Linked DNA regions of Homo sapiens: region 1 is linked to region 2. The links are chromatin contacts, found by Hi-C or POLR2A ChIA-PET in ENCODE. All regions are on one chromosome and are shown on one strand. The core of a region is the stretch at or near the end of the contact, and the rest is flanking DNA. Distances in the headings are between cores, read along the strand shown.

Region 1 (6,670 bases), core at 1,829-4,328, 50 kb after region 2:
CCATATAAACAGACAGCAAGCCAAAGCTCAGGCAGTCAGTGGTGTTCCTCTGGGGCTCATCTTCTCTGACATCATCTTGCTTTGTTTCCTCATGTTTTGAGAAAGACTGTTAGCTACCAAGAACTCTTGCTGTGGAGGTTCTATTAAACATGAGTCATTCTGGAGACCTTACCATGTAGCATTTTCATGCATTCAAGAGTTATCAAAATATGTGCTATTTGAAAATTATATACAATTCAGGGATTTGGAGACTGCTGTTTGAGGCTTCTGATATTAATCTATGGAATTAAGTACATGCAATCAAGAAATGATTCTCCTAGCGCAAGCTGAAGAGAATTTTATTAAGGATTTCAACATGATAAGGGCAAATTTTGGTATAGAATAAAAAGACTGTATTGGGCTGTTGGGAACATTGACAGCAGATATTGCATTTCAAAGCTCAGACATGTCATCTAAGATGGGTCGGTTTTCTACCCAACACAGATTATCAGTGGTGGAGTGGAATAACCACGGTGTGATTGAAAGGAAAACCTCTGATATCTCCTGAATCACCGACACGTTGCCTTGTAGCAACCATGTATTTTTGAGAACATTTTTCCTTCAACATATATTCTCAAAATGTCAAAAGGATGCCTTGGAAAAAACAAATTCAAAATATATTATTCGTATAAGAAAAAGCTTTAATAAATATAAAACCTAAAAACTCTCACAGAGGTGAGCCTCCTTAAATTCTTTTTGGAATGCCAACACATAAAAATAAGTGGATAACCACAGAATTGAAACCAAGTTGTTTCATTCATTTTATTGTTAAAATTTCAAAGTAATTATAGGGTATGATTAAATCAAAATAAATTCAGGGTAAAAATGTGCATAGAATAATTCCTAAAGGTCTCTTGCCTCCATTACCACTTCCTCAGTGCCATTTTCTAGATGTAATCTCTGGTATCCATTTGTTTTTAGTTCTTCTGGTGATGGTTATCATAATTTATATATATATATATAAATTTATATATATACACTATTGTGATAACTCTATTCTCAACTTATCAATTTTAAACATTATTTAGTTCCATTTATGGGAAAAAAGTAATACCTAACATGATCTCCCAATTCCATTTAATTCTCTCTCTCTCTTTTTTTTTTTTTTTAATTGAGACAGTGTCTCACTCTGTCACCCAGGCTGGAGTGCTGTGACATGATCTTGGCTCAGTGCAGCCTCTGCCTCCCAGGCTCAGTGATCCTCCTACCTCAGCCTCCTCAGTAGGTGGGATCACAGGAATATACTACCGCACCTGGCTAATTTTTTGTATTTTTGGTGGAGATAGGTTTTTGCCATATTGTCCAGGCTGGTCTCGAACTTCTGACCTCAAGCGGTCTGCCATTATCTGTCTCTCAAAGTGCTGGGATTATAAGCATGAGCCACTGAGCCCGGCCTAATTCTCAATTTTTCATAAGTTATAATTTTATTCTTCTTTATTCAGTTGCCTTTATGATTTAAAAAATACTGTTTTTGATTGATTGATTTTACATAGAGAATATTTCTCCTTCCTAATGAAAAATAGAAATTAGTGCATTTTACTCTGTCTTTTTACTTCTTCACTTTTTAATTCCTAATCTCCTCCAATGGTTATTTTATTACATTAATATTGCCCTACTTTATAGCTTTGACATTCTATTCTGTTACTACAATTAGCATCATTTATGCTTTTTAACATAGATTATTTAAAAATTAAATATTAATAAATAGCATTTACAACATTAGGGAACCATGAAAATATTATACCTGCAGAGAAAGGGATATCGTTTAAATTTTGCTATTCAAAGGAGAATTTTCCAAGCATTTCTGTGTATCAGTATATCCCAAAGTATCTTTCTGCCTAGTTTCCTTTACTTCTTGTGGGTCATATTCAGCTAGTATTGTTTTTTGTTTGTTTGTTTGTTTTTGTACCAGGTGTCATTCTCTTTCATGTTCTCTCTTTCAGTTTTGTTTTTGTATTTTTTTACCCTAATGTATCCCCTCAAATAAACATTTTCACAAAGGATATGTGAGCTGTTGAGTACTTCTACATCTTAAAATGGCTTTATTTTCTTTCACATATGATTGATAGTTTAGCCGTGTATCAAATTCCAGTTTCAGAATAATTTCACTCCATACAGTATAGTAATTGCTTCCTTGCCTTCTAATGTTCAGTCTTGCTGCTGAGAAGTCCAACAGCATCAGTCTGACTCTCCTTTTAGGATACCTCCCCCTTTTTGAAAGCTTTTAAGATTTTCCCTTAAGGCATATTGTCATAAATTTTAGATATTATTTTAAAATTTAGCATATCTGTATTCTATTCTCATATGAATCATTAACACTTTCAGGGGTAAGTAAATTTCAGTTTTATAGTTGCAAGTAATTTTAGTAAAATTTTTGTTTCATGAATAAAAGGGCTTAATACGGACGGGGAATGCGGAAAGGCAGAATTAAACTTTCTTGATGTATCTCTAAATGGGAAATTTGTTATGCTGCAATTTTTTTATTTTTATGATCAAATAGAGTGTACAAACAAAAGCATGTTTATATAAATTAATTATGCAAAGGAAGTACTTAAAGAGCATTTGCATATCTATTCTTTAGTTTCAGTATAATTGATTGTTACCTGTATGGTGTCAAGAAATATTTGGGACAGATTCTTAATCAGATGTAATTTTTTTCCCTAAATGATTGTTATTTAAAGCACCGACTATTGGATTTGTTTTCTCCTACATGTTTTCTAATGAATTTCCATGGCAGAGCTTTAATTGACTTCAAAAGGAACTCAGCATAAGGAGGAACTACGTGGGATACAAAGAAAGAGCCAGACTTGGCTTTCTATAAACATACCATGTCCTATGTCTGAGTCATAACCATTTTGTTGACTGTTTACTTTCCTTGTTGTCAGCACTATAGAGCTAACACCAACAACTTGGAAGTGAGTTACATGCTATTCTTAGTTTATTACAACCAGCTCTTGATAACTTTGTTTATCATCATGTACTCTGTGGACTGCTATCTTTTCCCTACTACAGCCTGGGATGTGGCCTTGTGCCAGAGCATTAGACTCTTTAAAACCAGAACTTTTATCAGTCTCAAAACATGGATGGGGGAATGAGAAGAGACTGTATTAGGACTGCAAATGAGATATTTACTTAAGTTAAAAGATTTGACCAATCTTCAGGTGGGTATAGAATTATGTGACCTCTATGGCACCTTCTAATTCCCATCATCATTTTAGCCAAAAACTTCAGATTCCTCTCTAACAATATCAAATAATTTTAAGAATTAGAAGGTACCATAGAGGTCATAGAATTCTATATCCACCTGGAGACTGGTCAAATCTTTTAACCTAAGTTAAGTAAATATCTCGCTTACAGTCCTAATTTTATCTTTTCTCATTCGCCTTATCCACATTTTGACACTTTGATAAAAGTTCTGGTTTGAAAGATTCTAATGCTGTGGCACAAGGCCACCTCTCGGGCCATAGCAGAGAGAAGATACCAGTCCCCAGAGTACATACAGAATCATGAAATAAGTATTAAATGATATAAGCATTACTGAGTAGGTGATAAAGGCCTGACTCTTGGAGGAAAACAGTCTGGATTCAAATCTTGTTTTCCTACTTATTATGTAGATGGCTTTAAGAAGTTACTTAACCTTTGAACACTTTGATTTACTTGTCTACAAAAAAAACTGGAAAAGAGATAGAGTTATGAACAGTAGATGTGGGAGCCAAAAGCCAGCCTGTTAACCCTGGGAGTTGAAGCTTCGATCCCACACACACAAAATAATGGCCACAGTTACCCTAGATGGCCGTGTTCAATTTAAGAAACAGTCAATCCTGCTTAGCCTCTTCTTTTCTTGAGGGCTGAGTTATGGTGAATAGGATCACTCTCTCTCCTTTCTAGTTTCCTATTTAAAACTAAGTTTCATCACCGTTTCTTTTCCTATACCCTCCACACTCTCTACCCCAACTTCTCCTTTGCCTTACTTAATGGTATATTTCCTATAAAAGTTATAGTAATAGCAAAAAAAAAAAAAATAGCCACTGTTAAAGGTTGTTCATCAAAGACCAGAAATAGCAAATCAGAGCCTATTAATTGTGTGGAAGGAGAATAATTTATGTGGTAAAAGAGAAACCCAAAATCTAGATTGATGTTGAGCCAAACATTTTGGTACAAGATGTAAATAGAGGAAAAGTGGTTTTCTGTTTAGCCTCATTTTCTGAAATAGGAGACATGTCTATGTAAATTAGGCCAAAAAAGACACAAACACATACACATATGACAGATCCTTGTGCCAAGAGCCTTAATGTATGTGTTTTCTTTCTTTTGTCCTTCTTTCCTTCCTTTCTTCCTCTCTTCTTCCCTCTTTCTCTTCCTTTTCCTCCTCCTCCCCATTAGCATCCTCCTTTTCTTCTTTTTTCTTCTTTCTCTTTTCCTCCCCATCTTCCTTCCCCTTCCCCTCCTCTTCCCCTTCCTCTTTTCCTTCTCCTTTTTTTTCTTCCTCTCCTTCTTCTTCATAGTGACGATGGTAAAATAAGTCTAAATCACTGAGGAAATAAGATCTCAGGGAAATAAGCATGTTTATGAGGAGGCAGAGGAATAAATGACCTACATTTTCTTTTATATTTCAAGGAATTCTGTTGCTAGGAGCCATCACGTTGAAATACTGCATGAAATGTGGAGTAGGGACTGGGGAAAGTGATAAAATAATCGGCTCCCCTTTTCACACAGCACTGCCCTTCTGGAGCAACTTGTTAGAGCAGAAAATATTAGTTTTGGAATCAGAACCAGCTTTAATTTTTAGTTTTGTGATCTTGGACAGACTATTAAAAACCCTTTTAATCTCAGTGTCCTCAGTAGAGAAATGGGAATGAAAAGGAGTATTTTGTAGGGTTGTTTTGAGGACAGTGATTGCACTCCATCCATGGGAGACACCCGGGGGAGGTGGATTGCTTTCACGAGCTGCACCTTTAGTTTATGTCTACTAGTTCTCCCTCATGTAACCATTGTTTTCCTCAATTTAAACAAAGAAGTAGGGTGAATGTAAGATGATTCTTGGTAAAAGAAATAAAAACATTTTATGTTTATCAAGTACACCACAATGTGCAAGTGTTTTTACCTGCATAATTTAAGAACAGCTGGGGAAGAGAAATGAGTAAGCAGATGAAAGAGAATCCGCAGGATCTAGTTGTCCTCTGGGTTTTGGCTCATAGAAAGGCCAATGTTATATTATACCAGAATCTTCTTCTTTTGTTTACTTCAGCTGTCAAGTGACTAGTTAGATACTTGAACATCTAAGCTTTAGACATTGCTTTCAATAAACACTTTTTTTGAGATGGAGTTTCGCTCCTGTTGCCCAGGCTGGAGTGCAATGGCACGATCTCGGCTCACTGCAATCTCCGCCTCCCGGGTTCAAGCAATTCTCCTGCCTCAGCCTCCCGAGTAGCTGGGACTACAGGCACGTGCCACCACACCCAGCTAATTTTTGTATTTTTGGTAGAGACAGGGTTTCACGATGTTGGCCAGGCTGGTCTCTAACTCCTGACCTCAGGTGATCCACCCACCTCGGCCTCCCAAAGTGCTAAGATTACAGGCAGGACCCACCAGGCCTGGCCCAATAAACTTATTTTATCAGCATAATTTGCATCATGTGCTTGTTTCATTCATTCATTGCTTCAATAAATATTTACTTGGCACCTACTATGTGCCAGGTGCATTTATAGATGAAAACTAGCTTTAAACTAGACAGATAAGGCTCCTATTCTTACTACAATGAAGGGCCACAACCTGTCAACAATTTAGTATAAAAATAAAGATAACAATTCCAAATGGTGTACGACAGTTTAAAAAAATGAGATAAAGAGGATTGAGATGATGATGGCTTTCATATGTTAAAAGTGTCAGGAAAGTTCTCTTTGAGCTTGGATGAAAGATGAGGAGACAACCATGCAAATATTTAGGGGGATGATATTCAAAGCAGAGGGAATGGCAAGTGCAAAGCCACTGAGCCTGGAATTATTTTAGGGCATGTTATACTGCCTTAGGAGTCATTTAGAGCAGGGGCTTCAACCTTCAAGCCAGGGAGCAATACCAGTTGGGTCCATGGCCTGCCATGAATTGGGCTACACAGCAGGAGGTGAATGGCTGGCAAGTGAAAGAAACTTCACCTGTATTTACAGGCACTCCCCATTGCTTGCATTACCACCTGAGCTCTGCCACCTGTCAGATCGACAGAGGCGTTAGATTCCCATAGGAGTGCAAACCCTTTTGGGAACTGCACATATGAGGGATCTAGGTTGTGTTCTCCTTATGAGAATCTAATGCCTGATGATCTGTCACTGTCTCCCATCACCCCGAGATGGACCCATCTAGCTGCAGGAAAACAAACTCAGGGTTCTCACTCATTCTACATTATAATTCATTATATAATATATAATGAATATAATATATAATGAATTATTTCATTACATATTATAATGCAATAATAATAGAAATAAAGTATACAATAAATGTAATGCACTTGAATCATCCTGAAACCATCCCCCCACCCCCTGGTCTGTGGAAAAAATTGTCTTCCATGAGACTGGTCCCTGGTGCCAAAAAGGTTGAGGACTACTGTTTTAGAGTGTGCATATGGTGGTACTAA
Region 2 (6,474 bases), core at 1,137-3,636:
GGCATGTTTATGTTCAAAAGATTGTCATATTGACCCCAATTTTATTGCAGCAAACCCATTACCATTTCATCAACAGAGCTCATTAAGCCATCACTACAAATTCTCAAATTAAATGATGACTGGACCACAGCCAAACCTGCTGGAGTTGTACAGCTCCCAGTCCAGAGTGACATTTGCTGTACAAGCATATATAAATGCACCCAAATAGAGAAATCATAGCTCACAGAGCCTCTGACCTCTTTTTCTTTTTTCCTCTCTAATATTCTTTTTGCAGTCTCATGAACTTTATCAGGTTTAAAGACGGCATGCCTCTGACCTACCAGTGCCAGGCCCTGCTTATTGTACTCATGCACAGGAGCACAGCCTCCTTGATGCCTTGTATACAATGACTGCAAGATTGTGAACTTGGTGCACTCTCCCAAAGCCACACCTTCTCCTGGCAAAGCCAAGAACCCAGGGCCATAAGCAAAGACTTGAGCTGAGGCAGGTTAGATGAGGGCATGTTGCCCTGTTTTAACAACCTGTCAACAACTTAAGGGGAATTACAGAACATTTTAGTTGGCAAGGTAAAGAGATCAACCTAAGCTGCCAAGTTGCCCAGATTTAAAGGAGCCTTAATTACATATATAAAACCATAAAGATCACAGGATTTTTCTCTCTCCCCATCTTCTCACCCACACTTTCTATACCCACCCTCCTGCTTTAGGAATGCATTTCCTCCTGTGGCAGCTCATCGATTTCATGTTATTGATATAATTAATGGTTAACTATGATACTAATAGGCTTGGATGTATGCACAAGGCTCCAGTTGGAGTGTGACTGCAGAAAAACTTTTTTGGTTCCTTTCATGATTCATTGCCTGACAGTGTGGGAACACTACATCTGGGCTGGTCAGTACCTCAATGACAGCATTTCCTGGAGGGAAGGGGAGGGATAAAGGTGCCAAGAATATTTCTGGGTCTCTTATTAAAATAGAAATCGTGGTAAGACACCTTAGAAGATTGCTGGATAGATGGGCTGAGGTTAATTCCTCACATCGATCCAGTACTACTGTTATAGACTAGACTTGTCTTGGAAAACCGTCTTTTAAAAGAGGAACTTGTAGGCATGCTTGAGTACTGAGTAAGGAGCAGTGTTTTGATTCTGGGAGCCAGATCATCCTAAACACATGGAGGTAGCTGAGGATGGGAACTTGGCCTTGACTCACAAACTTAATGTGCTTAAAAACTCCCTACTATGTAGAAGTTGCTGAGCAGTGGTAGTGAGGGGAATAGACAGGGGATCTCATCTATAGGAAAAGAAAGGGTGCATCTCAGAAGTAATATTGGAAGCTACTCCCAGGATTATGTGTCCACTTCATGTTTCCAGGGAATAATGAGTATGCAGGAATGGGTGGTCATTTAGGAAATAAAAGAGAATAATGACATTGGATATTTAAAGAGCAAAATTATATGACCAGTGATTTGTTCCAGTAATATTAATCAGGCAATTCTATGAAACATTAATGGGAGAGGAAAGTAATGAACTGTTGAAATGCAGGAAATTCATGAAAGAAAGGCTTTGCAACTGTTTAAACAAGTGCTAATTAGAGCTAAGTAATAGCAGAGAATGAAAAATAGAAAACCAACCAATGTAAGAAGTTTTATTCAGGTAGATTCAGTACTATTAGATATTCAGTAAAGAAAGGAGAAGAGAGAGGGAGATGTTTTAAGCAATAAATGTAAATTAGAAGCACAGCAGGTTGAGGAATAAAGGTAATGAGTTCTGTTAGGGAAATGTTGGTTGAGATGCCATCCTAACACTAAGATGTATGGACAGATTGTCACAGAAGAAAATTAGAGTGATGTGGTGACCTCCAAGAGGAGAAAACAGCCCAAGCCTGAGGTAAGCGGGGTAACCTGGAAAGGAGAGGCCATCTCTGAAGAAAAAATATGTGGAGAAATGAAGAGGTCCTGGAGAAAAAGCTCAAGCACTCTCAAAGATAGCATCTTTTCTGAAAAAAAATTTAAACAAACAGACAAAATGTTCTGTAATTCCCCTTAAGTTGTTGACAGGTTGTTAAAACAGGGCAACATGCCCTCATCTAACCTGCCTCAGCTCAAGTCTTTGCTTATGGCCCTGGGTTCTTGGCTTGCTGAGAGCAATAAATGTCCCAAAGTTTCTCAGTCCTACCCATCATTTCCTAACAGAGACATGGACAGGGATATAGAGACTAGACCTGAATCTAGAGGCCAAGTTTCTCCCAGACCCTGCTTCCTGCAGTCAATATTCATCTCGTCCAACCCCCTTGGAGCAACTTCATTTCAGCTGATTCTCTTTTCCCTGACTGAATTCCAGCATGGCTTAGTCAGCACGGCTCTGATTATGAAAGATCTGACATGCCTATGAATAGAACAACTTGATCTGAGAGTAAAGAAATGTACCCGTGCTCAGAAAGGAAGTTATCCGCACTTCACAAAGGACCTAGTCCCTTGAAAGGAAGTGCTCAACCTAAGTCTAGCAAGTAGAGTGCCCTAAGAAGATATATTCAAAATATTAGCTAAATGGGGTCCTATGCTGGAAGAAGAGTCAAAAGTAGTGCCTGGAAAAGAATGCTTAATTCCTTGAATTCCTTAAAGTAAGGAATATGACATTTTGTGACATGATATTATGTTGCATATGACAAATTTGTGTGCTGGGATTCTATCAATGGTGATAACTCGTAGGATGACATACCTGCAGACAGGAATATTCTGGGCAACAGAAAGTGGGGATAAGACCTCTAAGCTATCCCAACAGCAAGGCCTTTTGAAGAAAAATAAACCAGCCATCCATCAATTGCTCAGAAGATGCTAAACCAATATTGCCAGAAGCAAACAATGATGAAGATATAGTGGGGGAGCCGAGGAGGGCCATTTCAACACATGAACCCAAAGGCCAATGCCAGTGGATAAATACAAGGGCTACACCTCTAAAAAACTACCTAGAACATAGTCACAGAAACAATACTCTGTGTCAGCTGAATCGCCAGTGAGTTTTTTGCTAAAAAGGCTATTTTGCACTCTATATGGTCTTGGAGTATATTCTTTTGAGCCAAACTTCCCTCCACTATGGTGCTAGGCTGGGCATTTTGATTCCTTTCTCATGGATGGCAGTATGTAGTTGCTAAAGACACATGTTCTGGGATTAGATTGCAAGGTACAGTGCTCAGCTTTACCATTATTGTTAGCTATGGTATCTTGCTTAAATTGCTTAAGTCCTCTACAGCCTAATCTTCCTCCTCATCTGTAGACAGGGAATAATTACACCTACTCATAGTATAATAATGACTAAATAAGATAATACATATAGAGAAGTGCCTGGAATATGGTTTATCCTCCACGAATGTAACTTACTTTATTATTCTAAGCTGTGAACAAACAAGAAAGTTTTCATATCTGATTTAAATTGGCTCCTTAGCAGTCAACTCAATTCAGTTTCATCATTACTTATTGATTATTGCTTATTTATATCAATTCACTAAAGACATACTCAGTGTCACCTCATGGTGTGCTGTTTGTTAATTCTGTTTTCCAGAATTTTTCAAGTTTCAATCAATGTATTGTTCTGCCTAACCTAACATAGCAAGATATAGTAGGAGGGTATATGTTTTGTATGAGATAACACCTTTATTTGAATACTTTCAAACAATATTTTAGAAGTTTAACTTTTTTAAAATTTATGGTCTTTTCAATTCAACCCATAGCAGTTTCTTCCTGTGAGTCTCCACAGCCCATTTCTCAGACAGCTGTGTTAGCAGTGGTTCTCAAACAAAATGTGAACAGTATTCTCCTGGAGATTGTGTTCAAATGCAGATTCATTACATCTGCATTGGGGTCTCAGATCCTGTGCTCCTAACAAACTCTCAAGTGTCCCCACCACACAGTGAGCAACAAGCATTAGTTTATAGTTAATGTTTCATTAAATTTGGTTAAATTTTCTCTGAACCCATCCTTCCCTCCTAGTGATCCCTTTCCTTCCAGCTTTCCCTCTCTCACCCACCCTTCTTTTCACAACTCCCTCTACCTCATCCCTGTTCCATAATGTTTGTCAAATTTCCTATTCTCCATCCCCTTATTTTTGTCATGCTCTAGAGCTTGGTAGCTAGTTGTCAGAAGACTTGGGTGTGCCCCAATGCCACAGGCAATCTTTGCTTTTAAATGGGAAGCTCTACCCAGAGCCTGCAGTTCTACCCTAAAGAGCTTTTGTTGTGTGTCAAAAGGTAATCTAACTGATCAGCTGGCCCTCCCAGAACAAGTTCAAACAGTACATTTCCCTGAAGTGTCTAGCTAGATCTCTGGGCTTTTCAATTAGGAAGGCCCCTCCCTTCACCTCTCTCTTATATAGGTCTTGCTTCCCAGAGGCGTGTTAATTGTCAGTGATTCCCCAGAAAGATCACAGATCCATGAACTCCCAGAGGGGAGTCATGCCTTCTGGGGCATCATCCCCAAGAAAAAAAAAAATGATTTTCTTCCACTGAAAAGAAGATAGGTTTTTAATAGGGATAATTTTGATTCATTTTTCTGTTAACCTCGTACAAGTATTCCCTACTTTAGCTTTAAAGGAGATTGAAAATGCCAATGTCAAATAGAGCTTACATGCCTCGTGGGAAGAGTTACTGTCCAGAAAGTGAAACATCTCAAAATCCATAATTTTGTCACTTTTTTCAAATAATTTTGATGGTACTTGTTACTTCTGTTCTTTCCTTTCCCAAATGAAAGTAATCACAATATGTGTCTGACGAGGATTAAAAACTTGTCACTTTGGCAGTCTATTAATGTGTATCTATGACTTAATTATATGAAGTTATTTGTGTTTCTACTTTTCTATTTCCATTTATTTTATGAGACAATGATAGAAATATAAAATTCTATTAGTGATTTTTTATTGTTTTGAAGTTATACAGAGTTTATTCTGATGAGAACCTTCTTAGAAGTCCAATTCAACACACACAGAAGCAGAGATTTCTAATTGCAATGGGAGTGGAAGACATAGAACCTAATCGAATTGCCCTCACCTCAACTCACGATATAATTCAGATGCACTTCCCAATGTCATGTTTGAAAACAACTACAGTAAAATATTTAAGTAATGGCACAAATAAAAACTGTCGTACTAACAAAGAACACAATAGTCTCCAACTGAATTCTTGGTTGATAGGAAGCTCTGCCACATAATGACTTGAAATGTGTATGTATTGGTGCATGAAGGTTCAAGTAAGGTTTATTAAAACTAGTTTAAGAATTCAGTTTCTAATGCATGAAAATAAAGGATGAAAATTAAATGCATGGAAATTCAGGAGTGTTTTTATGAAATGGAACATTAAACTCTACACTGCTTTCGTGTAACTTTACTCTCTATCAGGGCATCTGGTGTAGAGTAGGTATTCAATATATGCTAAATTGAGTGGAATAAGATTTTTTTTGGCCTTTTTTATACAGTTGATGTATCATTTATTCTTTAAGAATTGTCTTAGTAAATTATGAGATGTAATATTGTCACTTTATTTGAGGTGAGACTAGACAACAAACAAATGGAGGCTCATTTTCTCTAGTCTTTTGTAGTTCCCAGAAAGTGCCCCCTCCTCACCCCTGCAGTGGCATCTTGCATTATGTTCCACCCTGTAGTCCCACTGTGCTTCAAGGGGAGCCTAAAAGCCTTGAAGTAACAGCAGAAGGGAATAGAAAGTCATGGTGCTTCATTTTGGGTAGAAATGTGTATTATTTAGAGTAGAGCTTTCTTACTAGCTTTGGATGGGCTCAAATACATCTTTGAGGTACGTAAATGAAACTCCTTGGAGGAAAGTACCATCCAGAACAGAAGTTTTTGGGAGCCACATAGTATATATAAATGATAGGCAATGCACGGCCATATACACCTAACCATGTGCAATTGTACCTTACTGTCCGGGCACCTGACGATCCAGAAAAATGCTACAATTGCCAAAGCCATCGTTCAGTCATCGGACTGTTAAATGTGACAAGACGGCTAAAGAGTTCATGTAGTTTAAGATAGAGACTTATTTTGAAGAAAAGTTTGATTAGAAAAAAATTTAAGATATGGTAACAAACAGAATTTGAAAAACAAGAGTTTGTGGTGGACATGACCAGAGACAGGAAGCCTGTGCCAGGGGGCCCAGAACTGCTGCAGGGTTGGACCTTTAATCGAACAAACCAGACTTTCCCAGTGAAACCCCTGTGGGCTTAAGGGCCAAGCTGGGGTTCTTGGCAGAAGGACCTTTGGTTATTGCACCACTCTTTTGCACCAGGCCTATTTGTCTTGAAGGTCAAATGCCTTCAGGAGACAAGAGAAAGTTTGGGATGGTAGCTTCAGTGCCCAGCATATTGGATTGATTTCCACAGCCTAGAAAGGGTCTCTGGCTAGAATCAGCCCATGCTGATAGCACCAGCATTCAAGGGCCAACAGCCCACACATTGTCTAAAATATGGAATATTT

The links. A loop is a pair of places that touch in the nucleus more often than their neighbours do. ChIA-PET counts read pairs that join two places held with the same protein, here RNA polymerase II (POLR2A). Pooled maps may share reads with other maps.
Region 1: a loop to region 2 is called in a pooled map of heart left ventricle, with 2.8 times the contacts of the local background. The contact joins two enhancer-like sites. A Hi-C loop is called at or near these places in 1 of 168 maps with a recorded cell type or tissue (CD4-positive, alpha-beta T cell) and 2 of 50 pooled maps. POLR2A ChIA-PET finds 5 or more read pairs at or near these places in 2 of 52 experiments (MCF 10A and endothelial cell of umbilical vein).

What each region holds. Positions count from the first base shown.
Region 1 is chr4:74,419,624-74,426,293 of GRCh38, reverse strand. No RefSeq gene overlaps it. Among named protein-coding and RNA genes, the nearest start is that of AREG, 22 kb to the left of the region's middle. Within about 2 kb of position 3,078, at least 3 of the 41 ENCODE cell types and tissues checked have a DNase peak (open chromatin) inside an H3K27ac peak, as active enhancers do; they include endothelial cell of umbilical vein, where a contact is called at or near this core.
Region 2 is chr4:74,469,208-74,475,681 of GRCh38, reverse strand. No RefSeq gene overlaps it. Among named protein-coding and RNA genes, the nearest start is that of AREG, 27 kb to the right of the region's middle. Within about 2 kb of position 2,386, at least 6 of the 41 ENCODE cell types and tissues checked have a DNase peak (open chromatin) inside an H3K27ac peak, as active enhancers do; they include endothelial cell of umbilical vein, where a contact is called at or near this core.